Regions from separate parts of the Homo sapiens genome. Here region 2 is linked to region 1. Evidence: chromatin contacts called from ENCODE Hi-C or POLR2A ChIA-PET data. All regions are on one chromosome and are shown on one strand. Each heading gives the region's core, a stretch centred on a gene start or an enhancer-like site at or near the end of the contact. The rest is flanking DNA. Distances are from core to core; before and after follow the strand shown. Region 1 overlaps SVIL (supervillin). Region 2 holds the start of SVIL (supervillin).

The links. Hi-C counts contacts between places; a loop is a spot of excess contacts on that map. ChIA-PET counts read pairs that join two places held with the same protein, here RNA polymerase II (POLR2A). Pooled maps may share reads with other maps.
Region 2: a map of Right ventricle myocardium inferior shows a loop between it and region 1 (4-fold over the local background). The contact joins the promoter of SVIL here to the enhancer-like site in region 1. A Hi-C loop is called at or near these places in 2 of 168 maps with a recorded cell type or tissue (Right ventricle myocardium inferior and Right ventricle myocardium superior) and 5 of 50 pooled maps. POLR2A ChIA-PET finds 5 or more read pairs at or near these places in 2 of 52 experiments (PC-9 and activated CD4-positive, alpha-beta T cell).

The regions. Positions count from the first base shown.
Region 1 is chr10:29,513,718-29,519,373 of GRCh38, reverse strand. The region is part of intron 16 of SVIL (supervillin); the gene reads left to right. It overlaps LOC124902401 (a long non-coding RNA gene), which reads right to left. Exons shown (of 2, transcript XR_007062099.1): 2 at 2,095-4,393. Among named protein-coding and RNA genes, the nearest start is that of MIR604, 29 kb to the left of the region's middle. RefSeq lists an enhancer at 2,657-3,157. Within about 2 kb of position 3,302, at least 5 of the 41 ENCODE cell types and tissues checked have a DNase peak (open chromatin) inside an H3K27ac peak, as active enhancers do.
Region 2 is chr10:29,632,866-29,638,521 of GRCh38, reverse strand. SVIL (supervillin) reads left to right here and starts at 3,551. Exons shown (of 38, transcript NM_021738.3): 1 at 3,551-4,102. RefSeq lists a silencer at 3,448-3,742.

The DNA.
Region 1 (5,656 bases), core at 2,053-4,552:
GGATTCGGCTCCGGTAGCCTCCAGGGCCACGTAGTGAATAGAGCTGACCCAGGGGCCACGTCTCCAACTCTCCCCTGGTCCATGGTGAGACCGCGGTGCGCTCAGATTAGTGTTAGAGCAGCCAACCCCGTGTGCTCTAACCAGGAGAATACGGTGAGAGGACAGAAATCCCAGCTAGACAGCAGTGTTAGAAAGACACACCTTCTTTCTTCATGAATTTTCTCAGTTCACATGCTCTTAACAGGGCTTATATTTCAAATTACACATCCAAGTTCACATTTCAGAGTCTCAGAAATAGAGTCTGGAATTTGCAGATTTCCTTCATCGTTTTTTATAAATGCCTGTCCCCACTAAGGAGGGCAGGTCTGTCTTCTTCAGCCTTGTTGTGTCAGTCTCTCCCCTGTCCAGGGCCTGACTATATTAAGTTCTCAGTGCTCAGTGCTACCCAGCGTCACAGACTGCCTTCCACATTTTGTACATGATCTCTCATTTAATTTTTGTCTGTTTGTTTGTTTTTTGAGATGGAGTCTCGCTCTGTCACCCAGGCTGGAGTGCAGAGGCACGATCGCGGCTCACTACAACCTCCGCCTCCCAGGTTCAAGTGATTCTCCTGCCTCACCCTCCTGAGTAGCTGGGATCACAGGAGCCCACCACCATAACCAGCTAATTTTTGCATTTTTAGTAGAGGCGGGGCTTCACCATGTTGGCTACGCTGGTGTCGAATGCCTGACCTCAGGTGATCTGCCTGCCTCAGCCTCCCAAAGTGTTGGGATTACAGGCGTGAGCCACTGCGCCCGGCTTTCATTTAATATTGAAGACAGCCTCCAGAAGAAAGCAATATTATCCCCATTTGTAGACAAAAAGCATAGAAACTAAGAAATTATAGGAAAACCTCCATACACTCCTTTTTTAGAATATGTTTGATGCTCAAGGAAACATATTAAAAAGTTATTTTTATATTTATTTATTTATTTGTTTATTTTCTGAGACAAGAGTCTCACTCTGTAGCCCACGCTGGAGTGCAGTGACACGATCTTGGCTCACTGAAGCCTCCCCCTCCTGGGTTCAAGCGATTCTCCTGCCTCAGCCTCCCAAGTAGCTGGAATTACAAGCACTTACTACCATGCCTGGCTAATTTTTGTATTTTTAGTAGAGACAAGGTTTCACCATATTGGCCAGGCTGGTGTCAAACTCCTGACCTCCAGTGATCCACCCGTCTAGGCCTCCCAACGTGCTGGGATTGCAGACGTGATCACCACACCCAGCCTTAAAAAAATTTTTTTTCATCTTTTCTGACATTGTGAATGTCAAATTTGAACCATAACCAGCAAAAAACTTAGGATGCAATCGACTTTTCCCACCGGATTAGTAAAATTGCTATTTTCTGACTGTCCAAATGATGTGTGTTTAAATTATCCCTGTTTGGGAACTTCTTTGAGAAACATTGCGAATTAAATAATTCTTATGTTATTTAGGGATAAAACCTTTGCTATTGCTTAAAGAGTATGTTAGGCCTTTAGAAATCTTATTTCCACAATGTCAGAAACAGTGGCATCTGAGCTTTCTTATTTAGGGAAAAAGACTATTGAAAAGAAAAAAAGAGCCATCCTTTCACTTTGGCAAATTGGTGGCATGTAAGGACTTAGTGGAACTCCCTGAACTGTTGCAGAATCCACCTCACGCCTCTATGGTGTTCTGCCCTAGAGGGACCGGCTGGAGGCTCCTGTGTTTCCCGCCTGCCGGCCCCCGCCCCAACCATCCACCCTTCGGTATCCCACCCAGCCAGAGGCTGTCTCCCTGTCTCCACAAACTCCAGGTTCTTACCCTGTAGCTGGGAGATTTCAGCCACTAGAGGGCCCCAGATTTATGTAGGAATAAGAATAGAGCGGCAGTTCCCCTTTACTCCCTCCTTTTCTTTTTCTTTTTCTTTTTTTCTTTTATTTTTCTAGACAGGGTCTTGGCACTGTTGTCCAGGCTGGAGTGCAGTGGTGCGATCATAGCTCACTGCAGCCTCCACCTCCTGGGACTCAAATGATCCTCCCACTTCAGCCTCCCAAGTAGCTGGGACTACAGGCACACACCACCATGCTCAGCTGGCTTTTTATTTTTTATTTTTATTTTTTTGTAGAGACGGGGTCTTGCTCTGCGGCCCAGGCTGGTCTCCCACCTCCTGGCCTCAAGCGATCCTCCCACCTCAGCCTTCCAAAGTGCTGGGATTACAGGTGTGAGCCACCACGCCTGGCCCTCCTTTTCCAAAGTGTGATTTGTCTCTCATTTAAAAGACACTTTAGTTCATTCACTTCTCCAACTTGTGAACCAGCCAAAACCAAGATCTAATATAAGTACTTAAGTGTGCTGTTCATCCCTATCAGAGATCTATGGGGTGCCTGTAATTCTCTAAAATGAAGGGAAAATTCTGAAAAAGAGAGAGAAAACACATCTTATTTAATATTAGGGGCACATGGTTGTCATGTCTCCTGTTTGACCCAGCCCTGACTGCTCTGAGCCTGATGTCCTTGTTCTCAACAAGCAGGGTTCTCAGGCCAGCATTCCCTGCTGGAACAGTGTGGGCTATGGAAGAGGAGGCACCGTTTCCCCGGGTGTCCTGGCAGGCACCTGTCACGGTGGCCCTGGGCCAGGCGTTGGGTGAGCGGGCCAGTGTCGTGCCTCTCTCTGGGTTCACACAGCCCAGGCCTAGCCACTGCCCAGGCTCCCAGCATCACAGTCCTGCAAACAGCACTTTGGCTTGGCAGTTGTTAGAAGCGCTGACAGTTGTTTGAATTGCACCGGCAGGAATTTATGTCCTGCGTAGGCCCAGACGTCGGCTCCTCGACCCTCTCAGAGCCTGGTGGTCTGCGGTGAGCCGGAGGGCTGTGAGCTCACAGGAGGAAGGGACACATTTGGGAAGATCTCCCTCCCTCCTCAGCGTGGTGGACACCAATGAGGAAATCTAAAGGGACAGGAAGAACACACTCAAGTTTTAGTGCGTGTTATTTTCAAGTTATTCGTCATGTGCTCCGTAGGCTGGAGCCGAGGGCTGGCTCCAAGTGCCAGGTGGGCTCCACGGAAGCACAGTTTCTTCCAGATTATTCTGGTTACTCTGTAGTCTTCGGAAGTCCCCAATGGTAACCCTGCCAGCACATGTAGAAGCAAAATTTCAGGGTTTTGGAATGGAGGAATTCTTTGGAGGCCATCCCATGGTGGGAAAAACCTTATAAGAAAGCCAGAATCCTATGCCTTTCCTAAAACGGTGTGGCAAAAATGTGTCCGGTCAGCTAATGTTCTACCGAAGTGAAACAAGCTACACACAGGCAGGCGAGGGCTGCAGTCACGTCTCTCTGCCCACTAACATCCAGTGTGACCTCAGTCAATGGAATTCTTGACCCGGATGTACCCACGTTCCTTGTCCGTCAGAATGGGAATAACAATTCCCAGTGTCTTAGGGGTCGCCGTGCAGATCAGCAGAGTATAAGATGGACGAGGAGGTGATCTCAGATGCCACAGCTTGTGTTTTTCTAAGTCAGTTTTAGATGCCACAAAGCAACCACCAGGGAAATCGTCCGATGACATAGGTGCTGGTGTCCTTGCCCCAGACTTTTGGGAGCTTCTTTTTGAGAAGGTCTTCAAAGACCAGAGCTCATGACTTTTAATGAACTCAACTCAGGAAGATGAATTTGATCTTTTAAAAATTCATCATTTGAATCCAATCTGATTAACAAGGTGGATGTTCAGGAGGAGTAGCTGCCAGCCTGGGTGGAAGGTGAAGTGAGAGAAGCTGGTTCTGAGGCCAGTTTACAGGGAGAATATCAGTGAGATGAGTGCTTGGTTCCACAAGATCATGAACTGGAAGGACTTCTCATTTGGGTATTAAAGTGCTGGCATGCTTACTTTTTGAAAGTCTCATTTATTGATGCTTTGAAAGCTCAAATACAGCATGCAAATATGAATTTCTTTTAATGATTTCATTTTGTGAGATTATTTTATTAGGATAAAACTGACTCATTCAAAATAATTGGAGAAAAGATGAATCATAGTCATTATATAGTATGAAATGGTGCGGATTAGAGCTCTTGAAGGAATTTCGACTTCGTGTCCAAGCCCATGAACTAGCTCTTGTAGCATGCAGGGTGTTGTTAAACATTCGAGAATTACAGGAGTTAGGACTAAATGAGACCTTGACCCAAAGGGATCTGCATGAGATTGACAAGGCAGCCTTACCCCAGTTCTAGAGATTGAGCACTTGAGATCTTATCTGCTGCCACTTAGCAGAAAGAGGAAAACAGAAATGAAGGGGGGAGAAGGAAGAGATTGAGGAAGGGGACAGGTCCAGAGTTCGAAGCTCCTGCCTCCTTTGGGGGATTCCTTTCTTCACGGCTTACTTCCCGTTATTTGACTGAGTGAATAGACAAATACAAGGTGTGATTATGTACACATACGTAGATGTCGCCGGATTCTTGTTTAAGTACTACAAAATTTGTTTTCTTATTAGCATAACAAAACTTTTATCATAGAATATATCTCATCCCATCTCCAAAACAAATATTTAATGGGAATCGGGAAGCTTGGAAGAAGGACCCTTAGAGATCATCTGACCAGTTCCTGATGTGACAGATATAGGAGGGAGAACCGAGATACCCAAAGGGAGTAGCCAAATTGGGACCAAAGCTGATGTTCTGCTTAAAAATACACTGTTGTCTAGGCGCGCTGTCTCATGCCTGTAATCCCAGCACTTTGGGAGGCTGAGGCAGGGGATCGCTTGAGGCCAGGAGTTCAAAACTGCCCTGGGCAACATAGCAAGCACCTGTCTCTACCAAATAAAAATTTTAAAAATTAGCCTAGTGTAGTGGTGCACAAGTGTAGTCCTAGCTACTCTGGAGGCTGACATGGAAGAATTGCTTGAGCCCGGGAGTTCAAAACCAGCCTGAGCAGCATAGCAAGACCTCGTCTCTACAAAATAAAAATTTTAAAAATTAACCAGGCGCAGTGATGCACACCTGTCATCCTAGCTACTCTGGAGGCCGAGGCAGGATTGTCGCTTGAGCCCAGGAATTCGAGGCTGCAGTGAACCGTGATTGTGCCGCTGCACTCCAGACCTGGTGACAAAGGAAGACCTTGTCTCTAAAACAAATTTATAACAATAAAAAATATTTATGGATTTAATATTTATGGATAAAAATATTTATGGATTTAATATTTATGGATTTAATATTTATGGATAAAAATATTTATACCATTTGTGGATTATGCATTAGTGATATCAATAAGACCTGGCCCATCAGGTCCAGCACAGAGGGAAAAGGATCTAATTATTTGGCTTTTCCCTACTCTTTAAATTGTTTGAGCATCGGCTCAAATGAGTTTAGTGATCACCACCTTTTTTTTTTTTTTTTACCTTTTATCTTTCCCATGTTTGTTTGTCCAGCGTAAATACCTAAGATTTCTTCATTCATGCAATACAGTTAGCTGAAATAGCCTCAAGTTTGTGAAAAATAACCTTTCAGGATTCCAGTATTCAAGCACTGCCTATCAAGTCACATCATCATTGAGCTAAAGTAGGTTAGTTAACAATATCAGTTAATTAGATTCTTTTTTTGTGTATATCCTTCCCCTGAGGAAAGTTGAAGTGATAATTTTAAAAAATGGGTTTATAGAAAAT
Region 2 (5,656 bases), core at 2,302-4,801, 120 kb before region 1:
GGGTTGGGATGCTTTTTCCTTGGAAAAAATACTTAATTAAACTTTTTTTTTTTTTGAGACAGAGTTTCACCCTTGTCACCCAGGCTGGAGTGCAATGGCATGATCTCAGCTCACTGCAACCTCCGCCTCCCGGGTTCAAGCAATTCTCCTGCCTCAGCCTCCCGAGAAGCTGGGATTACAGGCACATGCCAGCCACCATGCCTGGCTAATTTTTGTATTTTTAGTAGAGACAGGGTTTCACCACGTTGGCTAGGATGTTCTCAATCTCCTGACCTCAGGTAATCCATCCGCCACAGCCTCCCAAAGTTCTGGGATTACAGGTGTGAGCCACCCCGCCCTGCTTAAACTTTTAATTTTGAGATAATTATAGATTCAGATGTAGTTGTAAGAAATAGTACAAAGTGATCATGAGGGCTTTTTACCCAGTTTCTCCAGTGATAACATCTTGCAAAGCTATACAATAGTATCACAACCAGGATATTGACACTGATGTGGTCAATCCAATAGAAGAGTTCCAGAACAGGGGTCTCTCATGTGGCCCTGTTAAACCACCTCATCCCCATCCCTAACCTCTAACAACTCCCATCTCTTCTCCATTTCTATAATGTTGTCATCTGGGAAATGCTATGTAAGTGTACTCGTATAGTATCTAACATTTTGGGATTGGCTTTCTGTCACTCAGCATAATTTAATTCCCTGGATTCTTATCCAGGTCGTGGAACGTACTAATAATTTGTTCCTTTTTATTGTTGAGTAGTATTCCATGGTATGGATGTACCACAATGAGGATTGGGTAGAAGCTCATTGCTTTTGCCTAGGGGTGTCTAATTGCTCTAGCACTGTTTGTTGAATGGCACAGAAATCAGTTTGGCATATTCATGTGGGCCTGTCTCTGGGTTCTCCAGTCTGTTCCACTGATCTATGTTATGTGTCTCTCTTTTTGCCAATGCTGTGTTGTCTTGATTACTGTAGTTATCCAGTAGGCCTTAATATGGGATAGATTCATTGCTCTAACTTTTTTCTTCTTTTGAGACGGAGTCTCACTCTGTGGCCCAGGCTGGAGTGCAGTGGCATGATCTTGGCTCACTGCAACCTCTGCCTCCCAGGATTGGGTTCAAGCGATGCTCCTGCCTTAGCCTCCCTAGTAACTGGGATTACAGGTGTGCACCACCACGCCTGGCTAATTTTTCTGTATTTTTGATAGAGACAGTGTTTCACCATGTTCATTAGGCTGGTCTCGAACTCCTGACCTCAGGTGATCCACCCGCCTCGGCCTACCAAAGTGCTGGGATTACAGGCATGAGCCACCACGCCCAGACTAACTTTTTTCTTCTTTTTCAAGATGGTTTTTAGCTATTCTAGGGCCTGTACCTTTACTATAAATTTTAGAATATCTGCCAAAAATCACTGTGAGGCCAGGCAGGGTGGCTCACACCTGTAATCCTAGCACTTAAGAAGGCCGAAGTGGGAGGACAGCTGGAGCCCAGGAGTTCAAGACAAGCCTGGCCAACCTAATGAGACTCCATCTCTACAAAAACTAAGAAATTAAAAAATTAGCCCAGTGTGGTGGTGCACATCTGTAGCCCCAGATATTCAGGAGGCTGAGGCAGGAGGACTGCCTCCTGGGGAGGTTGAGGCTGCAGTGAGCCATGATTGCACACCTCTACTCCAGCCTGGACAACAGAGCAAGACCATGTCTCAAAAAAACAAAACAAAACAAAACAAAACAAAAAAACCTTGCAAGATTTTGATAGGAATTTTGTTAATCTGTAGATCAGTTTGGGGACAATTGACATCTTTTGTGTGTTGATTTTTCTTCCAATTCATGATTATCATCATTGGAAAGAAGTGAGTATGATGAGTCTTCTAAGCCAGGCAGATAGCAAAAAAATTAGGAAAGTAAATGGATTGCACAGGAAGAATTAACTGGGATTTAAATAATCAAAGACAGAAAGGATATATAAAAGAAGTGACGAAGGAGATTTACCCTATTAGACTCCAGTGTATTAATCTAGGACAGTTTGGTTGCTATGGGGAAGCAGTGTGCAAAAACTTAAGAGGCACACAAAAGACTGATGTTTATTTTGTGGGAGTGAATCTTTTTTTAGGAAGGAAATAGCACTATTGTGGTAACAGTGATTCATTTTCTCCTCCTATCTTCTCTTTACAGAGAAGACCCAAATAGTGAACTGTTTCATGTAAGTTTTTATTTATTTTTGCCCTACTTTTCTCTAGGGAGGGGCTTACCACAGCTTATAAAAATACGTAAAACAAGATCAAATAAACTTTAAAATGAGGAAAAAGCCAATATGGTCCAAGGGAAAAGAAGATCAGGGTCAGGACTGAGATTAGGATGCAAAAGCCATGCTATGAAATTTTGTTTGTTTGTTATCTTGAGATGGGTAAAAAAAAAAAAAAACAGTTGACTGGGACAAATACCCCTAGCACAAAACAGTCATGAAGCCAATGTTTAATTATTATACCTGTCATCTTTTCACCTGGCCTCAGGACTGTCCTCTTAGGGAGAGGCATTGTTCTGTAGGGTTAATTAGTAACAGGAATTTAGATCCTGCTTTGAGAGGCCTCCTGTGCTGGCCGAAGCAGCTGGTGGTCTGAGAACCCTGACACCCAGAGGCATACCACTGGGAGGCCCCGCGCAGCACACAGCTTTTGCTGTACTCCAGCCCAAGTCTTATGGGGTTTGTGGTTTATACTGAAGTTGGTGCAGACAATTAAGACTCTCTGTTCTTGGTACCGACAGGGACAGAGACCTACAATTGTAAGTATTTTGTAAACAGGGTTGTGATATTTGTTTGAGTGTATTCAACATGTCAGTGGCCTTTTAATGTTTAAAAAAATGCATATGGCCATTTAAGAAGTGGTTGTGCTTCATAGTTAATATTTTTTTCATTAGGTTAGGTTCATCTGGTTTTTCAGTGAGGTGAGCTACCTGAGAGCCATAGGAAGATAGATCTTGCCAGTTCAGAGGACTGACTTTGGCTTTAAGAGAAAATATTTGTGTCATTTTCGAGAAAGTACTTCCAGCACAATGCTTTCTTCTGATGATTCATTTTCTACAGTTATTGGAAGTGGGAAGAAATCCACAGAGGTTACAGAATTTGTAAACTTGTAGAGACATGTGCCATTATATCATGCTGTTTCATAGATGTGTATGTCTGTTAGTTACTTTTCGGGCATTCATTGTATATATGTCTGTTACTTACTTTTGGGGTGTTCAGTGTCTGAGCTTTGTCAACGATTGTGTGCTCTTTTTTTAGCCTAAAAAAACTAAGTTAGAGAAATGTTTGCTCATCCAAATCTGTATTGTTGTAGCTTATTCAGTAGACTGCTGTTGTATTTTTAATTTCTCTATACAACAAGCTGAAAGACAGTGTGGACAACCTAATTGCATTTGAAGTAGCTGCTGGCCAGGCCTGCTGCAACAGCTGATGGGCTCCTCTGAATTTCCAGGGCTATTTCTGGTAGATGAGCTGGTATCAAGGCTCTCGAGTTCAGGCCATAAAAGGCCCGTCCCATGTGAAGTTGCTTCACTGCTCTGACTGCGTCCTCCCCAGGCTGAAGTGTCCTCAGGTTTCATGTGGATTTGCCCAGTAATGGATGGCTCCACCGAGGCCAGGTTGGGGAAGTTCAGCCTCGAGGACACTAGGGGACGAAAAACTTCAAAAAGAAGACTCTTTTTATTAATATTTTGGCGTTCTTTTTGGAGAGGAACTTTTGGGATGTAGCCTTTACCTGTTTCCTGAATTTGACATCCAAAAAGCCTTTTGGAAAACACCATTCTAAATTTATCCTGTTCTGAATCATCATCGCTTCTGATAGATGCAGTTGCTTGCTGACATCGTGATCTTTGATTTTGTACAACGCTATTTGGGCTAACTTTTGGGATTTTACTTTGTGCTTAGAATTTGAAAGTAGTATTCATTGGAAAGAGACTCCAAGAAAATACTCGAAGACATCAAAAGCTGGATTCGAGGGTATAACGTGTTTTGTTTTGTTTTTTAAATTAGAAAAATAAGGAATTGCAGTGTGATTTTCTTTCCCCCTTTAACTTAGAGGAACGAGGATTATACAGAAATTTGAAGTAAGTGAAAAATCTTCCTATAAATCTAAATGCAGTAGGTTTTTTTTTGTTGTTTTTGTTTTTGCTTTTTTTTAAGTGCCATCTGTCTGAGCATGTTTCCTGAGGATTTGTTGACTTCAGTCATTGGAAAATTCCTGCCAGCGTTTGCCAGTTACTGCAGCCATTCCTGTAGATACCCTTGGGCATATTTCTTGGGTTGAGAAGGATTGGACTTTTTTTTTTTTTTAAAGGATTTACTTTATGGTAGAGAAAGGTTTAATACTAAAAATTTGATTAATATAACTTAGTACATTCTGTCTAAATGTTAGCACTTAAAGTCTTGGAATTAAAGTATATTCACAATGCAACGTACTTTAATAATCGTAGCACAAGTATGGGGGTGGAGTTCAGAAGGGCAAGTTTTATTTCACTGCCATTATAATTCATGTAAAAATAGAAAATCACCAGTGATCCTTTTGCATAATCTTTGTTCTGAGGGTTCTTTGCCTTGGTACTCTCATTCTTCAGGGCTTGATTTCTAGAACTTGCGATGTTCCAGAATTTATGAGAAAAACCTCACTGTAGGTTCTAGAGTTTGAACTGCATTTTATTTTTAAATTCTCCAAGAAAAAATACTGCATCAGCCTTTTAAAGCCCTGGAGATTGCTATGGTCTCTTTGTAATTTAGCTCAGTGATTTGTTTCTGCTGAAAAACAGCAGTGAACTCTAGAACATAGAAGGCTTATTTGACGTGTTGCTTCTTTGAAAAAAAAAAAAGATTATTTCTTTATACCACATCAGATGGACAAGTACGGGCAGTCATTATTTTTACCAGGTAGGAAAACAGAGTATTTATAGAGAAGAACTTCATCGGTGAATACTGCGAGGGTTCTTCACCGGAGATAGTGTGGCAACCCTAGGGGGCGTTTGAAAATGCATGGGGGTGTTTCAGGTTTTCTCAATGACTCACTGGCATTTGGGAGGATGTGGTTAAGAATTGTAAATGCCCAATTTACATGGTGTAGGGGACAGTCCCATACAGCATTACCCTGGCCAAACTGCTGGTGGTATCCCCTGTTGAGTAAAACTGCAGGATATAAATTGTACCCTCTGTCTCCAAAGAAGAGCAGCCCAGTGCCAGGCAGATGTGTGCTGTCTCTTCTCACCAAAACCAGTGATGTCTTTTTTTTTTTTTTTTTTTTTTGAGATGGAGTCTCGTGCTGTCACCCAGGCTGGAGTGCAGTGGCACGATCTCGGCTCACTGCAACCTCCACCTCCCAGGTTCAAGTGACTCTCCTTGCCTCAACCTCCCAAGTAACTGGGATTACAGGCACCTGGCACCATATCCAGCTAATTTTTTTTTGTATTTTTAGTAGAGACGGGGTTTCACTATGTTGGCCAGGCTGATCTTGAACTCCTGACCTCGTGATCCGCCCACCTTGGGCTCCCAAAGTGCTGGGATTATAGGCGTGAGCCCCTGCACCCGGCACCCGGTGATGTCTTGAGGATCCAGGGCATCAAGTGTGCACTAGTGTCAGAGAATTTGTCTTACAATGGAAACTTTGGAGTCTATAC